Regions from separate parts of the Homo sapiens genome. Here region 2 is linked to region 1. Evidence: read pairs that join two places in POLR2A ChIA-PET (ENCODE). Cell type or tissue: Panc1. All regions are shown on one strand. Links, peaks and the distances in the headings refer to the core of each region. The heading gives the core; the rest is flanking DNA.

Region 1 (4,236 bases), core at 1,071-3,570:
ATCCTAAATCAAGTAGATTTAACACTGAGCCAAAAGGAAGGCTTTGGAAAACAAGTTGATTTTAATCCAGCCTTACCAGCCCTGTGTACTAGAATTTTAGCTTCATTCAGTCACAGGGTTTCCACTCCTGAGAAGGAGTACAAAAAGGGTAAAGAAAAGGTGGTGCTCTGACACCAACCCAACTGGCTGGATTCAATTCTGCAATTCAGTTCTGGCATCAACTATGTGGAGGCTGGTGTCAGCGTAGACCCCATGAATTAAGAGCTCAGTCCTCCACAAGACAGTCCCGACTTCAGATGCCAGCCAGAAGTTGAGGGGGTTCCCAGGGCCGTTCATACTTCTGACCAACTGGCTACAAATTCAGAGGTTTCCCTAACCCCCTCAGGTTGATAATTCTTTGGAACCATTCACAGAATTCAGAAAAGCACCACCCTTGTTATTAAACTTTTATTATAAAGACTACAACTCAGGGACAGCCAAATGGGGAGATGCATAGGGTGAGGTCTGGGAGGGCCTTGAACCCAGAGCTTCCGTGCCCTCTCCTTATGGAGCCAGGGTCTTTCTCCCTGTGGGCAGATCAATATCTTCATCAACCAGGACACTCCACTGACTCTCGGGGTCCAGAGGTTTTACTGGGGCTGAATTATGTTGGCATAATTAATTAAATCATTGGCCACACGATTAAATTCCATCTCCAGCCCCCTTCCCCTCTCCAGGAGTCAGGCTTGGCCCACTGTCCCAGCCCTTCAATCGTATGGTTGGTCTTTCTTGTGACCAACCCCATCTTGAAGCCATCTAGAAGCCACCATGAGTTACCTCATTAGAAAAAACTCAGGTGCGATCCAAGGGTCTCATAATAACAAAGACACTCCTATCACTGGAGAAATTCCAAGGGTTTTAGCATCTCCCTACCAGGAACCAGGGAAAAAGGCCTCAGTCAAATTTCTTCTTATACAACAGTGGCATCTCCTTGGAAATAAACCAGTCTAGGACTAAGAAAGAAAAAGAGATGAGAGTAAGACATGCCTAGAGCTGTGGAGTCCCAGGTTACTGGAGAAGAGCTGACCTGGGCTGACATTTGGACAGAGCCCCAGCACTTTCTCCAATAACTAGATGTTCAATGTATTCATTCCTTGTAGCTTCAAAGTTCTCATCTGGAAAAGAGGACTTGAGATTGTCGATATAAAATGCCGAGCATATTCAGCACCCAGTAAGTGTTCAGTGAAAGTTTGTGTTGTTGTTCGTTCTTTTCCCTCACCCTGACAGGGACTGCACAGGACTGAATTGCAGGAAAGAAGGCCCACAATATGCAGGAAGAGGGACAGCTCCTGGGAGCCAGAAGCCCTCGCAAAGGGGTGCATTGAGGCCTATACTCTCCAGCCCATCCACCTGCTGTTAGTTCTGAAACCAAAGGCAGACAGATTTGTGCACTGTGTGTTAGGATGTGAGAACAGAACACTATGAACGTATCTTCATTCATCCAACCTTGTAGCAATCAAAAGTCCAAAGAAGCAAGCACTGGACATGGTATTTTACTCCAATGTCCAATGTATAATCGGCTCCTGACAGGAATTCTAGAATTTATATTTAATACCAAATTAACAAAAAAGGACAACCATTTTTAAAAGATATTTTGTTATCATACCTATATGTGATATAAAAATTAAAAAATAGGCCAGGTGCGGTGGCTCAAGCCTGTAATTCCTGAACTTTGGGAGGCTGAGGTGGGCAGATCATGAGGTCAGGAGTTCAAGACCAGCCTGGCCAGCATAGTGAAACCCCATCTCTACTAAAAAAATACAAAAATTAGCTGGGCGTGGTGGCCGGCACCTGTAGTCCCAGCTACTTGGGAGGCTGAGGCAGAAAAATCTCTTGAACCCGGGAGTCAGAGGTTGCGGCAAGCCGAGATTGCGCCAATGCACTCCAGACTGGGTGACACAGCGAGACTCTGTCTCAAAAAAAAATTAAAAAAAAAAAAAGAATAAAAGCCAACTGTCATTTGCCCATTCAAAAATACCATTTTGTGATCTAGTTCTAAGTCTGTTTTTTTATATATATCTATGTGTGTATATAGCTATAATACAAATTGAGCACCTCAATTTGAAAATCCCAAATTTGAAATGCTCCAAAATCTGAAACTTTTTGACTGCCAACCTGACACCAGAAGTGGAAAATTCTATACCTGACCTCATGTGATGGGCACACAAAACTATTAAAAATATCTTATAAAATTACCTTCAAACTATATGTATAAGGTATATATGAAACATAAATGAATTTTGTCTTTAGACTTGAGTCCCATTCCCAAGATGTCTCAGTATGGATATGCAAATATTTCAAAATCCAGAAAAATCTGAAATTTGAAACACTTCTGGTCCCAAATATTTTGGATAAGGAATACTTGCCCTGGATATGCGTGTGTGTGTGTGTGTGTGTGTGTGTGTGTGTGTCTACACTCAACAAATATATTTGCACAATCCAGACCCACTCTGAAACCTCACCAGACTGTAAGATTCACACCTCTTTTCACTGCAGTAAGACTTGAGGTCAAAGGCAATCCATATTTCACCACATAGAACCCTGTAGCAAATTTGTCTTCAATTATTTTATTGGCATGGTTTTGAAAATGGGTAATCATTTATTTTTTTTAATTAAAAAAGAAACTTTTTTAGGATAGGGTCTTGCTATGTTGCCCAGGCTAGTCTCCAACTCCTGGCCTCTAGTGACCCTCCCACCTTAGCCTCCTGAGTTGCCAGGATTACCCGCACTTGCCACCGTGCACAGCCTCAGGGGTGATATTTCTGAACAATTATTTTATCACAAAATTTATTGTTTAGATGCTTCAAGTATTTTGAATTTAAGATAAATTATCTTCCACAGCATTCAAGAATGTGACCCAGTGATAAGTCTGGTGAGGAGAAACATATAGTTCTGTGCAAAGACAGACACTCAATATTTTGCTATGTTTACTATGTTTGCTATGTTTGCTATGTCTTTTTTTAACGCATTTTTTTTTCAGAAAAATGCCTATTCATTTACTTATTATAGAATGAATACGCCAGGCATGGTAGCTCACGCCTGTAATCCCAGCACTTTGGGAGGCCGAGATGGGAGGATCACGAGGTCAGGAGATCCAGACCATCCTGGCTAACATGGTGAAACCCCGTCTCTACTAAACAAAATACAAAAAAATTAGCCAGGCGTGGTGGCGGGCACCTGTAGTCCCAGCTACTCAGGAGGCTGAGGCAGGAGAATGGCATGAACCCAGGAGGTGGAGCTTGCAGTGAGCCGAGATCGCACCACTGCACTCCAGCCTGGGTGACAGAGTGAGACTCTGTCTCAAAAAAAAAAAAAAAAAAAGAATGACTACATACTCTTTGTGGAAAATAGAGTAAGGCATCAAAAAAAATAAAAGCCACCTGTCATTCAATTACCCAGAAATAATATTTTGTGATCTAGTTCTGGGTCTGTTTTATAACATAATACATTTGCTAATGAATATTTTTTCCATGTCATTCATTAAAAATCCTTCAGAAACTTTTCAGTGGCTGAGGGAAAGGGAGGACCAGTGGTGGGGAATCAGGAGATTGAACTGCTTTTCCCACCTCATAGCTGCAAAGCTGGCTAGGTTCTGTTTTCTCTTTCCTTATGAAGGGATCAAAAACTCAACAACAGACACAGAAAGAAATCTTATCTGAACTTACCTTATCTGATTTAAGCAGAGCTTTAAGAGACTCAGCTGCCACCACAATCCCCCATACAAATCTGCAGAGGTCAGGATGGTGACTGACTTAGGCACCATGACATTCCAAAAAGGAAATTGTGTTAAGCCTCATCAGAACCTTCCTGCCTTTAAAGCTCTAAACTCTCCCTTTTGCTAAGCTGCTGCATAAACCTGTACCTCTGGCTAGACAGTGAGTTACTCTTTACAGGGTGCTCCTGCATGCAGGTAATCAGCCTTGTCTTTTCTCCTGTTTCTATATCTATTGCCAGTTAATTCGCAGGCTTCCAATCATTTAAACCTAATATGGTAGAGGAAAAGTTTTCTTCCTGACAGTTCTGACAATGAAGGTGATGTGGCTGGGACTCCTCGCTCTATGACCAAGTCGGATGAAAGATGCTTTCTCACCAGTCAGAACCTAAGATTTCTGTTCAGGGTCCAGCCCAGCAAGGGTAGTATGAGTCTCTCCCTGTCTTTTTCAAAATTTAGATTTACAGGAGAATGCTTTTGGTTAG
Region 2 (4,236 bases), core at 1,175-3,674, 940 kb before region 1:
TAATCTTGTATCCAGAAACTTTGCTGAATTCTTTTATCAGTTCTAGGAGCTTTCTGGAGGAGTCCTTAGGGTTTTCAAGGGAAGTGATCATATCGTCAGCAAACAGTGACATTTGACTTCCTCTTTATCAGCTTGGATTCCCTTTATTTCTTTATCTTGTCTGATTGCTCTGGGTAGGACTTCCAGTACTGTGTTGAAGAGGAGTGGTGAAGTGGGCATCCTTGTCTTGTTCTATTTCTCAAAGGGAATGCTTTCAACATTTCCCCATTCAGTATTATGTTGGTTGTGGGTTAGTCATAGACGGCTTTTATTACATTAAAGTATGTCCCTTGTATGCCGATTTTGCTGATAGTTTTAATCATAAATGAATGTCGGATTTTGGCAAATGCTTTTTCTGCATCTACTAAGATGATCATGTGATTTTTGTTTTTAATCCTTTGTATGTGGTGTATCACATTTATTGACTTGTGTATGTTAAACCATCCCTTTATCCCTGGTATGAAACCCACTTGATCATGGTAGATTATCTTTTTGACATATTGGTGGATTCAGTTAGATAGTATTTTGTTAAGGATTTTAGCATCTAAGCATCTATGTTCATCAAGGATATTGGTCTGTAGTTTTCTTTTTTGGTTATGTCCTTTCCTGTTTTTGGTATTAGGCTGATGCTGGCTTCACAGAATGAATTAGGGTATGTTTCTTCTTTCTCTATCTTGTGGAATAGTGTCAAAAGGATTGGTACCAATTCTTCTTTGAATATCTGGTAGAATTCTGCTGTGAATCTGTCTGGTCCTGGACTTTTTTTTGTTGATAATTTTTAAATTACCACTTTAATCTCACTGCTTATTGGTCTGTTCAGGGTATCTAATTCTTCCTGATTTAAGCTACGGTATTTTTCCGGGAATTTACCCATCTCTTCTAGATTTTCTAGTTTATGTGCATAAAGGTGTTCATAGTAGCCTTGAATGATCTTTTGTATTTCAGTTGTAATATCTTCTGTTTCATTTCTTAGTGAGGTTATTTGGATTTTCTCTCTTCTTTTCTTAGTTAATCTTGCTAATGGTTTGTCAGTTTTATTTATCTTTTCAAAGAACCAGCTTTTTGCTTCATTTATCTTTTGTATTTGTTTGTTTGTTTGTTTGAATTTCAGTTAGTTGAGGTCTGATCTTGGTTCTTTCCTTTCTTCTGCCGGGTTTGGGTTTGGTTTGTTGTTGTTTCTCTAGTTCCTTGAGGTATTACCTTAGGATGTCAGTTTGTACTCTTTCAGTCTTTTTGGTGTAGGTGTTTAGGGCTATTAACTTGCCTCTGAGCACCACCTTTGCTGTATCCCAGAGGCTTTGGTAGGTTGTGTCATTATTGTCGTGCAGTTCAAAGAATTTTTACATTTCTATCTTGATTTTGTTTTTGACCCAGTGCTTATTCAGGAGCAGGTTATTTGATTTCCATGTATTTGCATGGGTTTGGAGGTTCCTTTTGGGGTTGATTTCCAGTTTTATTCCACTGTGGTTTGAGAGAGTGCTTGATATAATTTCAATTTTCTTAATTTATTGAGGCTCATTTCATGGCCTATCATATGGTCTATCTTGGAGAAAGTTGCATGTGCTGTTGAATAGAATGTGTATTCTGTGGTAGTTGGATGAAATGTTCTGTATATACATGTTAAGTCCATTTGTTCCAAGGTATAGTTTAAATCCATTGTTTGTTTTTTGACTTTCTGTCTTCATGACCTGTCCAGTGCTGTCAGTGGAACATTGAAGTCTCCCACTATTATTTTGTTTCTATCTCATTTCTTAAGACCATTAGTAATTGTTTTATAAATTTGGGAGCTCCAGCGTTAGGTGCATATATGTTTAGGATTGTGATATTTTCCTGATGGAGAAGGTCTTTTACCATTATATGTTGTCCCTCTTTGTCTCTTTTAACTGCTGTTGCTTTAAAGTTTGTTTTATGTGATATAAGAATAGCTACCCCTGTTCACTTTTGGTGTCCATTTGCATGAAATGCCTTTCCCCATGCCTTTACTTTATGTGAGTCCTTATGTGTTAGATGAGTCTCCTGAAGGCAGCAGATGGTTGGTGAGTTCTTATCCATTCTGCTGTTTTGTATCTTTTAAGTAGAGCATTTAGGCCATTTACATTCAATGTTAGTACTGAAATGTGAGGTATTGTTGCTTTCATCATGCCCTTTTTGCCTGTGTACTTTGGTTTTTGTATGTTGTTTGTACTTTTTAACTTGTATTTTTGTTTTATAGGTCCTGTGTAATTTATGCTTTAAAGAGGTTCTGTTTGGATGTGCTGCCAGGATTTGTTTCAAGATTTAGAGCTCCTTTTAGCAGTTCTTGTAGTGGTGGCATGGTAATGGCAAATTCTCTCAGCATTTGTTTGTTTGACAATGACTGTATCTTTCCTTCATATATGATGCTTTAGTTTTGCTGGATACAAAATTCTTGGTTGATAATTGTTTTGTTTGAGGAGGCTGAAGATAAGGCCCCCAATCCCTTCTAGATTGTAGGGTTTCTTCTGAGAAATCTGCTGTTAATCTGGTAGGTTTTCCTTTATAGGTTACCTGGTGCTTCTGTCTCACAGCTCTTAAGATTCTTTCCTTCGTCTTAACTTTGAATAACCTGATGACAATGTTCCTCGGTGAAGATCTTTTTGTGATGAATTTCCCAGGTGTTCTTGCTCTTATTTGGCTGTCTAGATCTCTCACAATGCAGGGGAAGTTTTCCTCAATTCTTCCCCCAAATATGTTTTCCATGCTTTTAGAATTCTCTTCTTTCTCAGGTACACCGATTATTCTTAAGTTTGGTTGTTTAACATAGTCCCAGACTTCTTGGAGGCTTTGTTCATATTTTCTTATTCTTTTTTCTTTGTCTTTGTTGGATTGTGATATTGTATTTCTTTATTCTACTTGTTCAATTATATTGCTGAGACTTTCCAGAGCATTTCACATTTCTAAAAGTGTGGCCAGAGTTTCCTGAGTCTTTGATTGTTTTTTCTTTAAGCTACCTATTCCCATGAATATTTCTTCCTCTACTTTTTGTATCATTTTTTGGATTCCTTGCATTGGGTTTCACCTTTCTCTGGTCCCTCCCTGAATAGCTTAATAACTAACCTCCTGAATTCTTTCTCAGGTAAATCAGGGATTTCTTCTTGGTCTGGATCCATTGCTGGTGAACTACGGTGATTTTTTTGGGGGTATTGAAGAGCCTTGTTTTGTCATATTACCTGGGTGGTTTTCTGGTTCCTTCTCACTTGGGTTTCCTCTGTCAGAGGGAAGGTCTAGGGCTAAAGGCTGTTATTCAAATTATTTTGTTTCACGGGGTGTTCCCTTGATGTAGTACTCACCTCCTTTTCTTATGGATGTGGCTTACTGTGAGCGAAACTGCAGTGATTGTTGTCTCTCTTCTGGGTCTAGCCACCCAGTGAGTCTGCCTGGCTCCAGACTGGCACTGGGGGTTGTCTGCACAGAGTCCTGTGATGAGAACCATCTATCAGTCTCTCACCCGTGGATACCAGCACCTGTTCTGGTGGAGTTGGCAAAGAGTGCAATTGACTCCTTGAGGGTCCTTAGCTTTGGTGGTTTAGTGCTCTATTTTTGTGCTGGTTGGCCTTCTGCCAGGAGGTGGTGCTTTCCAGAAAGCGTTAGCTGTATGTAGTATTGTGGAGAGGGACCAGCGGTGGGTGTGGCCCTAGATCTCCCAAGATTATATGCCCTTTGTCTTCTGCTACCAGGGTGGGTAGGGAAGAACCATCAGGTGGGGGTGGGGCTAGGGGTGTCTGAGCTCAGACTCTCCTTGGGCCTGTCTTGCTGCAGCTGCTGTGGAGCTGTGTACCTAGGAGGATTATGGCTGCCTCTGCTGAGTCATGCAGGTTGTCAGGGAAGTGGGGGAAAGCCAGCAATGGCAGGCCTTTGCCGGCTCCCATGGAAACTGAAGGGCCAGTCTCACTCCCACCGTGCACCCCCCAACATCCTGAGTCCATGCACCCCCCTAACATCCTGAGTCCATTTCCAGGTGAAGGCAAGACTGGCTTGAAAATTTGCCCGAGGCTATCTGCCTCCCAGCTGTGAGAGAAAAGGACTTTAGTTCTTCCTGGCCTGTGAATTCTACATGCCCAATTTGTGCCCTCCCACTGAGTTCTGGCCAGGAGGCTTCTCCCCCATTCAAACTGTTACAAAGTTCGGGTAGAGAATTCCTTCTCCCTGTGGAGGTTTACCCCCCTGTTCCTCTGGCCA

The links. Peaks named below come from ENCODE experiments on the same cell type or tissue, not always from the same donor. Only the 100,000 strongest peaks of a DNase experiment are listed, where the experiment ranks them.
Region 2: POLR2A ChIA-PET joins it to region 1 with 6 read pairs; 2 of 35 experiments call an interaction of 5 or more read pairs at or near these places.

The regions. Positions count from the first base shown.
Region 1 is chr7:41,950,882-41,955,117 of GRCh38, reverse strand. No RefSeq gene overlaps it. Among named protein-coding and RNA genes, the nearest start is that of INHBA, 250 kb to the right of the region's middle. In Panc1, for the core only: no CTCF peak of the experiment used is centred there; no DNase peak of the experiment used is centred there; H3K27ac peaks cover 426 bases.
Region 2 is chr7:42,893,181-42,897,416 of GRCh38, reverse strand. No RefSeq gene overlaps it. Among named protein-coding and RNA genes, the nearest start is that of C7orf25, 17 kb to the left of the region's middle. In Panc1, for the core only: no CTCF peak of the experiment used is centred there; no DNase peak of the experiment used is centred there.